Linked DNA regions of Mus musculus: all the other regions are linked to region 1. The links are chromatin loops, found by intact Hi-C in ENCODE. Cell type or tissue: heart. All regions are shown on one strand.

What was found. Peaks named below come from ENCODE experiments on the same cell type or tissue, not always from the same donor. Only the 100,000 strongest peaks of a DNase experiment are listed, where the experiment ranks them.
Region 2: it touches region 1 in a loop (2.6-fold over the local background); 5 of 42 quality-filtered maps call a loop at or near these places.
Region 3: it touches region 1 in a loop (3.0-fold over the local background); 5 of 42 quality-filtered maps call a loop at or near these places.

What each region holds. Positions count from the first base shown.
Region 1 is chr4:62,405,629-62,409,628 of GRCm38, reverse strand. It overlaps Cdc26 (cell division cycle 26), which reads left to right and starts at 1,004. Exons shown (of 4, transcript NM_139291.4): 1 at 1,004-1,077. It overlaps Prpf4 (pre-mRNA processing factor 4), which reads right to left and starts at 846. Exons shown (of 14, transcript NM_027297.3): 1 at 728-846; 2 at 1-54. The coding sequence starts at 754. In heart, a CTCF peak has its summit at 1,807 (motif pointing left); DNase peaks (open chromatin) are centred at 908, 1,778 and 3,398; H3K4me3 peaks cover 2,217 bases; H3K27ac peaks cover 2,120 bases.
Region 2 is chr4:62,284,801-62,288,800 of GRCm38, reverse strand. Slc31a2 (solute carrier family 31, member 2) reads right to left here and starts at 2,372. Exons shown (of 4, transcript NM_025286.3): 1 at 2,227-2,372. The coding sequence starts at 2,232. In heart, a CTCF peak has its summit at 2,475; DNase peaks (open chromatin) are centred at 1,670 and 2,270; H3K4me3 peaks cover 1,963 bases; H3K27ac peaks cover 1,608 bases.
Region 3 is chr4:62,206,452-62,210,451 of GRCm38, reverse strand. Zfp37 (zinc finger protein 37) reads left to right here and starts at 1,906. Exons shown (of 4, transcript NM_001290351.1): 1 at 1,906-2,123. The coding sequence starts at 2,091. It overlaps Gm30451 (a long non-coding RNA gene), which reads right to left and starts at 1,528. Exons shown (of 2, transcript XR_390634.1): 1 at 1,487-1,528; 2 at 1,050-1,336. In heart, a CTCF peak has its summit at 2,128; a DNase peak (open chromatin) is centred at 1,931; H3K4me3 peaks cover 2,368 bases; H3K27ac peaks cover 2,414 bases.

The DNA.
Region 1 (4,000 bases):
TGGTTTCTTCACAACGGGAGCAACTAAATCGTCAGGCGCTTTGGTTTTGGTTGTCTGTTAAATCAAAGACCCGGACTAAGGTTTAGTTCCAGCAAACCATGCTTCCCAAAAGAATGAAGCTAACGCTGCACTTTCATCTTCTTTCCTCTCAAAACTAGAGGAGAAAGTCGAAACTGACTTTGTGCGAGTTAAGGCTCTTGTTAAGTTTGGCACACAAATACGACCAATCAATTTCTGCCTGAAGTGTCTTGGTTGTTTTGGGGCCCGTTACTTTAATCGACTGGAAAAGCAATCTCCGGTTTTACGAAAATAACTTCTCACTGCTGGGCAGACACTAAAAACAACCTAAACAATCAGGGTGGCTCTAGGTGCACCAAGTCACGATGTGACTGGAATACACATTTCAAATACTTTCAGAGCCGATTACAAGTTGGGAAGCCTCATCATAGTAAGTACGAGTCGGACAGCTTAAGTCAGGACACAACCCGATTCCAAAGCACCGTGTTTTGGAGCAGCCAGAAAGAGTGGTCTCTGCTCAGGACTTAAGTAAGAGCAGTGCAAAGAGAGCTGCAGCACACGAAGACATCAGGAAAAGGCTACTAAGGTCCACACTAGGGTCCCTCAGCTTTCCTCCTCCTCGGCCCAGACCCGTAAGGTAACGGCCCTTTCCCACGGGAACCCCCGGCCTCTCTAGGGCAGGCCTGAGCTTAGATCCAGAGCTCCGTACCGTGGAGGAGGCTCGTGAGGAGGCCATGCCGGGCGGCGGAGACGCGAGGCCCTAGCCAAATCCGCGTTCTACTTTTCAGACCGGGAACCGCGCGCCTAGCAAAGTGGAAGTGCGTCACTGGCCGGAAACGTATCAGAAACGTACTACGTGCGAAGTATCTTGGGAATGGTAGTTGCCAAAGGTCGGCTGGAGTCGAGGGGCGTGGCCTTACAGAGCTACACAACCTCGCGGGAGAAGAGGAGCATGGGAAGAGAGGCGCAGAGCAGCCTGGGAGGTGTAGTTTGGGCTGCGCAGCAATGGAGTCATGGTGGGAGTTGAGGTTCTGGGGAACTGCAGAGGCCTGAAAAGAGGTAGGTTTGCGGATCGCAACCATAATCTGGAACAAAACGAGGGTCTCTGTTATCCTTCGGGAGGCCTTCCGCCATTTCGAAGCTGAGGCCTGTGTTGCCATGGAAATCTCTCCCTAGACTTCTGCAGCCTTGGAGCTGGGAAAGAGGACTGTTGTCCACGACGGAAGTCCTTCGGGGGCCCCTCGTAACTCGGTGGCTACGTAATCAGTTTGGGCTTCAAGAAGATATTAAACTCTAAGACCTTCTAAGGCTAAAATAGAGATGTGGTGGAGGAGCTGCGGCCTAGTTTGTTGTGGGTTTACTTGTCTACAGCCTATTCTTTGTCTGTGTTCTTTGAAATAAAGGGTCCATGAAGGCTCCAGATAAAGAGCATATCAGCAGTAGTAGCTCCAATGAATGTTAGGCCATCAGAGATAAGGTTTTTTTTAAAAAAAAAATCCTTACATGAAAGTTGTGGGGGTTACAAAAATATGCGCGTTTGCCGAGCTGAACAGACTCACTTCCACACTCAAGGCCCTGCCCCGAACAACTCCAATTAGAAGAGCACTTCCTTTTCGAGGACTTACTAATGCCGAGTTACGCGCAACGAGCTTATTCTGTTTTAGTCATCTCAGTCACGGACAAGAGTACAAGCCCGAAAAAAACCAAAAAACATTCTGGTGAGAAAAGGTCGTTCTGGAGCCGTAGTAGTAGAATTAGTAACGTGGCAGGTCGCGAGCCGCCGAGCCGCGCTTTTAACTCGTACTCATTATTGCTCTCTAGTGGTGAGGCTTTCAGAAAGTTCCCTCGCAAGTAGGGAATTATTGTTGTTGTTGTTGTTTTTCTAAGTGTTTCTTCCTTTCCCCCTTGGAGCTGACTTCCATTTCTCTACGTAAGGATCTGGTAGAAAGTAGTATCTGATAGAATAAAGCAGTTTTGAAATGTCACGGGCCAGTGTTTTGATTAGATCACCCCTTGCTGTGCTAAGCCTCCTGAGAGAAGTGTAAATGTTTCCTATACATTGTAGTGTTTTGTTTCGTTCTGGATGCACGCAATAATAATTTCTATGAATGCACACTATAGCAAAACTTTCATGTAGATCACTATCATTTAGCTTTTTATTTTAGTGGTCTAAGTGTAACTTTGTTTTTTTTTTTTTTTTTAAATTATTTATTATATGTAAGTACACTAGCTGTCTTCAGACACTCCAGAAGAGGGCGCCAGATCTTGTTACGGATGGTTGTGAGCCACCATGTGGTTGCTGGGAATTGAACTCAGGACCTCTGGAAGAGCAGTCAATGCTCTTAACCACTGAGCCATCTCTCCAGCCCCTATGTGTAACTTTTATAGAATGCTGATTTAGCTTTTTTTTTGTTTTGTTTTGTTTTTTGTTTTTCTTTTTTTTGCTCAGGCCCCGCTCTCCCTGCTTGCTCCAGCCCAAAGATTTATTTATTTATTATATGTAAGTACACTGTAGCTGTCTTCAGACACACCAGAAGAGGGTGTCAGATCTCATTACGGATGGTTGTGAGCCACTATGTGGTTGCTGGATTTGAACTCAGGATATCTGGAAGAGCAATCAGTGCTCATAACTGCTGAGCCATCTCTCCAGCCCACATTTTTTGTTTTTCAAGAAGGGTTTCTCTGTGTAGCCCTGGCTGTCCTGGAACATGTTCTGTAGACCAGGCTGACCTCAAACTTACAGACATCCTCCTGCCTCTGACTTCAGAGTGCTGGGATTAAAGGTGTGTGTCACTACTGCCCGGCTTCTGATATTAACTAAACTGTTTGCTTCAACTTTATAAAACTGGAATAATTTTTCAAGTTTCCCAAGGTGTCTGTATTAAAATAATACAAAGAATGCGAATGTGGGACGGTTTAGTGGGTAAAGGAACCTGTGCTAAGTGTGATGCCCCACATGGTAGAAGGAGAGAACTGACCCCAGATGTTGTCCTCTGACCGATGCTTGTGAATTGTGTGCTTTCACCAACACCCAATACATAATTAAATAATTTTTTTAAGAGGCAAAAATTTTTAGTTACTAAAGTGAAAAAAAAAAACCCAATAATGGTAGAGTCTAGAACTTAAGAAAAGTTAGTGTAGGGTTGTGGGTCTTGAGTCTGCTCTGCAGCTTGGGGAGGCAGGACACAGGGAGTTTGACTGCACTTACCTCATGCCAGCTCAGGGCTGGTGCTGGGCCATAGGGAAGCCCCAGGACATTGCTGGTGGGAAAGCGGGCAGTCTGAGGCATGGAACAGTGGGAGCTGGTTTGGGGGTCTGCCTGCTTGTGATGAGGCTGGGGTGGTCGGTTCTCAGGCTTTCCAACATCCAGGCCCCGCTGGGAGCCCCAGAAGAGCTGAGAATGGAGTGGGGGAGCAGCTGGCTGGCTGTGTGTGGTGGGGGGAAGGGGAACAATGGCTGGTCACACGGGGAGAGTCCTTGGCTTGACTGCAGGCTTGGGCTTGGGCTTGGTGGGCAGTGGTGGCTGGGAGTGCAGAAAGGCCTTCTACAGGACTAGACAGTGGCTCTATAGTCGAAGGCCTTCTCCATGGCTCCCCATGGTGGATCCCGATGAAAAGAGGCAGTCCATAGTAGTAAGGCATTTATTGTCATAGAGGAAAGTGGATGTATAAAATCATGCCCCCACTTCTCAGGGTGGGCCTGAGGTTAAATACATTTTGCAGGGAGGAGTGTCTGGGAAGGAAAGCTTATTGCTTATGCCCTCCAGGCCTTTAGGCAACTCATTAGAATGGAGATCTGGCTTGATCCTATGGTGGTCACGTTTCTTTTCCTCTTGTCTTGGTCTGAGATGTTAGTGATGCCTCATCTATGTTGGGGGTGGGGGGCTTGGGGCATTGCCCTTACATGACTGATGGCCACAAATCTATGGGGGACTGCAGTTAGTGACAGGGGCCTGGTGCCTGGGAGCAGGCGAAGGTCCTAC
Region 2 (4,000 bases), 120 kb after region 1:
TCTGATTGAATAGCACCACCGCACAGCCCTCTGTCTTCCGAGGCCCTGCACAGGCTTGCACCATGTTTAGTTCCCATCCCACCTTCGCTATTGCCAGGTACTTAACTGAGCTTTTGTTTGTAGGCCCATGCACTTAGAGTCCTACAACTTTCCAGCTGACATTCTTAGCTTCAAATGGTAGCATGCGCCATAAGCACTCTGGGTATTTCTGGGGCAGGTGTCTGTAGGGGCATGCCTAGAGAAGCGGTCTGAATCACCCCATCCCCTGTCTACTAGGTACAGGTAGGTACTGGCCCTGTAAATTACGTAAGAGCCTCTATCTGGAGATACGAGTAGTCACTTCAGAATCATGATGACTAGTGAGTGAGTACTTTATCTTCCTAATATGAAAGCAGCACTTGGCAGATATAAATAGCTAAAATAGTACCAAATAGGAAAATAATTTTGAGTTCCACCATCCTGAGGCTCCTCGTTAGAATTCCACATGAATAGTTAATGGCCTGGGGAAAATGCTCACAAAAGAACAATATTGTGAAGCAAACAGGCATAACTCCATGTATACCACAGGTGCCTTCATAGGCCTGCAGGAGAGACCTCCCGCACCATCTCTGCCAGGTGGAGGTTGTGCTCAGCACGCCTTCACCCAGTCTGGCTGGTAAAGCAGTTGGCATGCATGAATGGAATGTCTTTGGTAGCTCATCTGGTCAACTGGGAGTTTCCACAACTCATTTTATTCTATCATTCTTTGGACCCAGGCCAACTACCTCAGAAGAAACAAAACAAAACAAAACAAAAACAAAAAAGCCAACACCCTTTGCATCTACAGGAAAACCTAGACACCTCTCTCAAGCAATCTCTCCTTTTCTTATGCTAGAAATGTGCAGGCTGAGACCAAGGAGAGAAGGCTGGGGGCATCTGAACCACTTAGCAAGGGAGATGGAAACAGGAGGGGACAGGAGGGGACAGAAGCAGGGAGGAGCAGGGAGGCCCAGTGATGTCCTGGAGACAATGCCACCTGTGGGAGGAGAGGCAGCTGCCTGGGAGAGTTGGGAAGCAGGAACAGGAGGCAGCTGTCAGGACAGACTGCAGGGTGTCCTCACTCATAAGGAATGATTCATTCCACTTCCTACCGAGTTCAAAACTCCTGTTCCCCCTGCCCTTCCTCACTTCTGTATTTTGGCTAAAGAAAAGGATTTGAAATCAGCACACCCAGACTTAGGAAAAGGGACCGCAGCTTTCAGTTGGCAGGTTCTGCGGTGAGGTATGCAAGGGCAGAACCCTATCGAGTTCCCACTGGAGATAAATCTGCCTCTATGGCAGTTTATCGAGGCTTTATGCAGGGCGGCACCTCACAGAGGAGGGACCGTAGCCAAGAAAAGAACCATTCTCAAGACTTGATTTTTTTTTTGTTTTTTGTTTTCCTTTTATTTGTGGTTAAATTTAAAGAAAAGTGCCTTCGTTTTTAACCAGACACCAGAAAAGGATGGAGGCCTGTGTGGTGCTGCTGACTGCCTGGAGACCTTTGTTAAGGGTTTCCCATCCATTTCCTGTACTAATGGATCTGCAGGAGGTGGGACGCCTCTCCACCAAACAGCCTGGCTAGACTTCCTGTCGTACATTCAGACACCTTTGTGACATGAAGAAACAGAGGATTTCCTCAGAGAGCAGAGTCTTGCAAGCTGTCATTCTCTGTCTAAGAGGAACCTCACCAGGAAAACACGTCTGTTGAAAGCCCTACTTTCGGATTCATAGGAAAGATTGGGAGGTGGGGGAGTAACTGGGTCCATGTTAAAGAAACAGTTCCAGGAACCTGCCCAGGACAGGCCGAGCCGGGGGTGGGGGTGGGGGTGGGGGTGGGCGGGGGGAGTGTACTCAGGGGCTGAACCCTGCGGGACCACCCTTGGAGGAAACCTTTCCGGAATGCCCTAAATCTGGTTAGAGCCCGGGAAGGGACCGCGGACAGCTGTCCTTGCTCTCCAACCCACCTGCAGCGTCCCAGCTGGGGCTGGCCTGGCTGTAGTGACTGACTCCTACCTAACAGAGAGGGACAAACTTCCAGAGCCACAGCTAGCTTTTCCTGCCGCGCTCCCCAGCCCTACTCCTGCTGTGACAGCGGCGATGACACATTCCCCCCCACCCCACCCCGGGGTCGAGAGCTGCGAGGATCTCCAGGGTACCGCCCAGCCCGTCCACCTTCGTCCCCTCCGCTGCACAGCGCAGACTCACCGGCATGGTGAGCACACTAGACGGCCGCCCGGGTCGCGTCTGTCCGCTCGCTGCTCGGGACTCAGCCCGGGACTCTACTCAGGACTCTACTTGGGACTCGACTAGGATTGCGGCTGCTACCGCGCCCTGGCCACGCGAGTCACGTGGCCCGGTGAGGTGGCGCGCGGGCGCCTGGGAGTTGTGGTCCTCACTCGCGCGCCACCTCACGGCCCAGGCCACGCCAACCGCGGGGGACCCACGCGCACAACCCCTGAGTTGTGCGACATCTCCGAAATCCCCAGCGGCCCAGGCAACCTGTAATTGACCTTGCCTTGGCAATTAGCATGAAAATGTTTATTACTTTTTGATCAGATATCTCGTTAAGCTTAACACATGTTGAGTGCAAAATTAAAAGGTTCATCCCAGGAACACAAAAACAACAAATTAGGAGTGCATTAAATCAACTACGCCCTAGACGCTCCCTGTCGCCACTTTATCTTCTACAATCTGATGAGCACACAGCAGTGCACAGTTGTAATTTTCTTTCTGTGTACATTCTCACAATGATTACGTTTCTATATTGCACAAGGTTTTCATCTTCCTTGTAGGTAATTTAAAAAATCTTAGTTTATTTGGGCTACATTAACAAACTATAATAGACTGCGGGCTTATAAACCATGGACATTTGTTTCTCACAGTCCCGAAGTCCAAGGTCGGGGCTCAGATTCCATTACACCCCAGGGCTGCTTTCGGCTTACGGACTGCTTTTTTCTCATTCTCCCTCACACGCACTAGGCTGTATTTGTTTTCTTACTAGGTTGATAAACTTTTTCTCTCGTTAGTATTTCCATTGCTTTTTTTTTTTTTTTTTTTTTTTTTTTTTTTTTTTTTGGTGTGTGTGTGTGTGTATTGTCTTTTCATCTCACTGATTTAATTTTATCAGGAATATATATCAAACTTTTAACATTAATTCTTTCCCTAACATCAAGAATCTTTCATATACGTTCTTAAACACACTTGGCAATCCTTTGCCAACCAATCTGCCCATATGTTCCCCTCAAAGAACTCTGACCAAGGGTTAGCTGAGACACTGAGACTGGAGTCGGACATCTCAGCTCAAATCCTGAGTTCTGGAGTATTAGCCATGAGGCCTCAGATAAACAGCTTTATACATCTAAGGCTCAGCTTCCTGATCAGATTTAAAAATAAATATATACTAGAGTCTATGTCACATAGGTGTTGAAAGACTTAGATGAAAACACAGGTTGAATTCTCAGCATTAAACCTGGCAGTGGAGCCTTGTGTGATAAATGGAAGCCATTGTCATGATTAACAGCAAATATTTCCACCCTGTGAGAGAGCCACCTGCAAAAGGTTAAGCTCAGGGTCACACAGAGTTTGGCCAAAGCTAAGGGGAGTTGTACAGCCTCAGAGAAAACATATCTGCAGGACTCACAGGAGGGTAAAAATCTATCTAACCTCAGTGGCTAATGGGCTAGGCCTTTTGAAGCCTCTGGAACCCAAAAGCAATGGAGGGAGTTGGAAATTTGGGGCTACTTTTTATTGCTTTATGCCTCCCACAGTAGCAGCCATGAGTAGGCTCTTGTGCCAATGCATGCCCCTTCCCCCTTATTACCCATGGAAAGATTAGCAACTTAGCCTCATTCATTCGAAGGTTTTCGTTGGCTTTGCCCCAATCTGATGACCTTCACACTTAGTTCTAGCTTCCTTGTGGATATTATGGTTACAGCTTTTAATCCTGTATTCAAGAGCAGCTGGTTACTCATAATCCACC
Region 3 (4,000 bases), 200 kb after region 1:
AACAAACCAATGAAGTCAAAGCAGCTGGCTGCAGGTGGTCTAGCCTCTCAGACTGCCTCAGTAAGGCATGCTCTTTCCTGGACAGCAAACGAAACAACCAACTCTCCCAGGACTTGGCCAACATCCCAATTTTCATCCAAAGATGCCATTGCCATCAGACAGCAAGAAACACAATGCCCTCATTCCCAAGAGGTGGGGTAGGTAGTTATTGGTATTTCGGTGGATTTAGGGTGCTGCCTACAGGTTGCTATTGGTAGTGGTCAGGGAAGAAACAAAGCAAAGTTTAGATTTGAGGATCTCTCTTCCCCTCACCCCTCGCTCCTCATTTATCATTTCTCTCCTGGAGGGGAGGGGGGAAGGCAGGGTGGGGGGGTTGCGGGGGGAGGAAGGTGAGAAAGGTTAAAGAAAGTGTTGGAGGTTGGTCTGGTGCTATGTATACAAACTCTAAGTTCCTTGCTTTTTTGCTTCTGCAGTTCTGTTTCTGGCTAACTGTTCTTGTTAGCTGAAATATGTCAACCCAGAACATGTTTTTTTGTACTTAAAAGCACATCCCGAGGAAGGCTCAGTGTTACACTGGGATCCCAAACACCCAGGGAAGTCACTGGCTAGCTTTTCTGTTGGCTTGAACCCATGTCTGAGCAGTCTTCTCTGGTGGATACCCCATTACCAGAGGCTCAAGAACTGGAGGTGAAACTAAGGGAGACAAGCAGACGGGGTGGGGGTGGGGGCGGGGGCGGGGGCGGCATGCAAAACAGGTTTGTTTGTTTTTAATTTGGGCTTTGGGCTTTAGCTCAGTACAGAGTAGTTAGTTGCCTAGTAAGCACAAGGCCCTAGGTTCTGTTTTCAGAAGGGGACTTCAGGAAAAACAGCAACAGCTTAAAATGTTAGTGCCTGTGAGAAGGCTCGGAGTGTAAATAGCAACCATTGTGGTAGGTAAGTCTGGAGAACGGAGTGAAGTCCCTGGATCCCCATAAAGAGAGAACTAACTCTTATATTTATACTCTGGCCCCCACAAATCAGTTCTGTTCTTTCTCCCGCTGTACATTGAATAAAGCTATAAAAACCCTTATTTTATTTTGCCCTTTTGAGACAAGTGCTTTGGATAGCTCACGCTAACCTCAAGTTCACTCTATATAACAAGGCTAGTCTTGAAAACACTGCCCCTGCTTCCTGCGTAATGGGATTGCAGGCAGTCTCCTCACTGGATCCATTTTCCAATAGGGGTGTTGAGTCAATCAATGAGAAACCACGCATTTGCAGTAATCTCACCATCTCTGCCCTACTGCGAATCCAAACTGAGGAGGGGGATGAAGGTTGTGTAGTCCTGTTCTTCATCCTGCACATGGATTGTACATATTTACATATCAAAAATTCTACATAAAAACTGTTGAGTAAACGCAATGAGCTTGTTAAGTAGTGCACTGAGAAGTCATTTTAACAGCTGTGCAGTTCTGAGGAAATGTCTTCACCAGTGCTGGGCTCTCACCAGGAGTGCCGTGTTCGCTGTCGGCCTCTTCCCTCCCCTCTCCATTATAACAGTAATCCAAAGAATTTTTGCTATGTCTTAGCGATAAATGTCTTCTCTCTGTAAGTCAACGTTACTAGTCTAGACCAGCTTTTCTGGTTTCTTTCTCTTTCTGGATTCCTCATCCTGCTTCCCGGGTTTCCCCGGCAACCGCAACTGGAAAACCCTTTGGAAAAGTAATTCCGAATTCTGTAACAGAACCCCCGAGGCGAGGCCTCCCCGCGCCTCCCGAATTTAGGTCTGGGGTGCGTGTCCCGCGCAGCAGCTCCTCTGAGCACTTCCTGCCTGGGACACGTCGCAGCTCCGGGAACCAGGACTCACGAATCGCCAGCCCTGCCGGCACAGTGATCCCAGAGGCGCCCGCGCCTCCGTTGTACGGCGGGGTCCATGCCAAGATGGCCGCGCCCACAAGCAATCTCCGCAGGTCTCCGCCATCGAAGCCCCCGGACCCTCTGAAGCGGTGCCCGGGGTGGCCGCCATATCGGCCTCTGACTCCATCGAGGACCTGACAAAGCCAGAGGCGCTGGATCGGAGGAGTGCGGACAAAGCCAGGCGTCCGGAGGAGATGGCTACATCCGAGCCTGCGGAAAGCGATGCGGTGAGGGCGGTAAGGGCTTGGGGTTGGTTTGGTTGTCGGTGATTGGAGGGTGACTGGAGTCCTAGTGGACGAGATTTGAGAATCTGTGGCGTTGTTGTTGAATAGTCTTTTGGGAAGGCCGGTGTTCTAAGGGACCAAGGTATTGGGGTATTATGGGCATATGGAGTATTAAGTGCCCGTGATATTGGGGGCATATGGAGTTGGGGATTGCTGTAACTTTCGGAAATCAGTATTTTGACGGATCTGTCTAGGTAAGTGATGCTTGGGAGCGGGGAGGCATCTGTAATAGTCACAGTGACTGAGTCTGGGTCTGGAAAGCTAGCAAGATCTGAAATGAGGGCTTTGTGATGTATTACAGACGGGAAGCCCTACAAGGATTAGAATTTGAACTGCTTGGGAGCTGGTGTTTTAGGTAACTGGGGATTACAGGCTGCACTGTGGGAGGGGCAGTATTGAGATTTGGAGAACTGGTTCATTTGGAATATGTGGGGATTAGAATTTGAGCCCTTGGGGTCAGTAATGGTGGCATTTCTGGAAGTCTAATAAGCAATGTCTTTAAGAGTCCTCGTTTTGTGTGCTATGACTGGCAGTGAGGGGGGAACCTGGAGGCTAATGAGCAGATGACAGTTGGTGGAATACAAGAAGTCTTATATTGAAGTGCCTATTTGGATGGCAGATTGTCATCTAGGGAGAAAGGGTATCAGTAGTCCTAACTGTCCCTTTAGTGATGGGGTTCTTGGTAGGAATTAATAATAATTATTATGATTCTGTGACTAGGACTCTGAGGCCAAGGCTTTGTGAGTTTTCAGGGTTTTATGATAGAAGGTTCTGTAAGGTCACTGGAGTTGAGTGGAGGTTAGTGACTGTTCTGTGAAGAATGGTAATTGGGAACTTCTATGTAGAGGAGGTTTAGGAAGGTTAGTGACTGAGGGATATTTGAGTGTCAATGGTTAGAAAATTGTAAAACAGAGTATAAGATGAACACCTATTTTATGCCAGAGAATTTTAAGTAGCAACATATAGGGCCAGTCTCTTTTTAAAAATAATTTATTTAATTTTATCGTATGTGCATTGGTGTGATGGTGTCGGATCCCTTGAAACTGGGGTTACAGACTGCCATGTGGGTGGGAATTGAACCCAGGTCCTCTGGAAGAGCAGCCAGTGCTCTTAACAACTGAGACATCTCTTCACCCAACTTCGCTCTCTCTCTCTCCTCTCTCTCTCTCCTCTCTTTCTCTCTCTCTCCCCTCCCCCTTCCCCACCTCCGAGTCTGCCTTTTAAATTTGAGAAACAGAAAAGAGACAATAAAATGTAAATATCCGTGTAAGTAAGATAATTCCAGGCAAAGGTAACTGCTATGAAGAAAGTAACAGAGGATGATGTGGTAGAGAGTAAAGCTTGGAAGTGTTTGTTTCTCAAGTTAATCTTTAAAGCAGGGGCTGGTTAAGAGCACTGACTGCTCTTCCAGAGGTCCTGAGTTCAATTCCCAGCAACCACATGGTAGCTCACAACTATCTGTAATGGGATCTGATGCCGTCTTCTGGTGTGTCTGAAGAGAGCAACAGTGTACTCATATACATAAAATAAATCAATCTTTAAACAAAACAAAACAAAACAGAAATGTAAATAAAATTTAAAAATAATCTTTAAAGAAATGGCAGTTGATTTGAACACAATGATAGGCTGTGGTTAATGCAGAGATCCAAAAATATTCAAAGAAGAATGTCAATTGCTAAAGCCTTAAGATAGACATTAGCTTCCTGTTATAGTAAAAGAAAAAAAATTGTGGCTGGAACACGCACAGAGGAAGTAGAAAAATAGGATATCAGTGGTAGAAGCTTCTAGATCATGTAAGATCATATTGGCTATGTTAGATG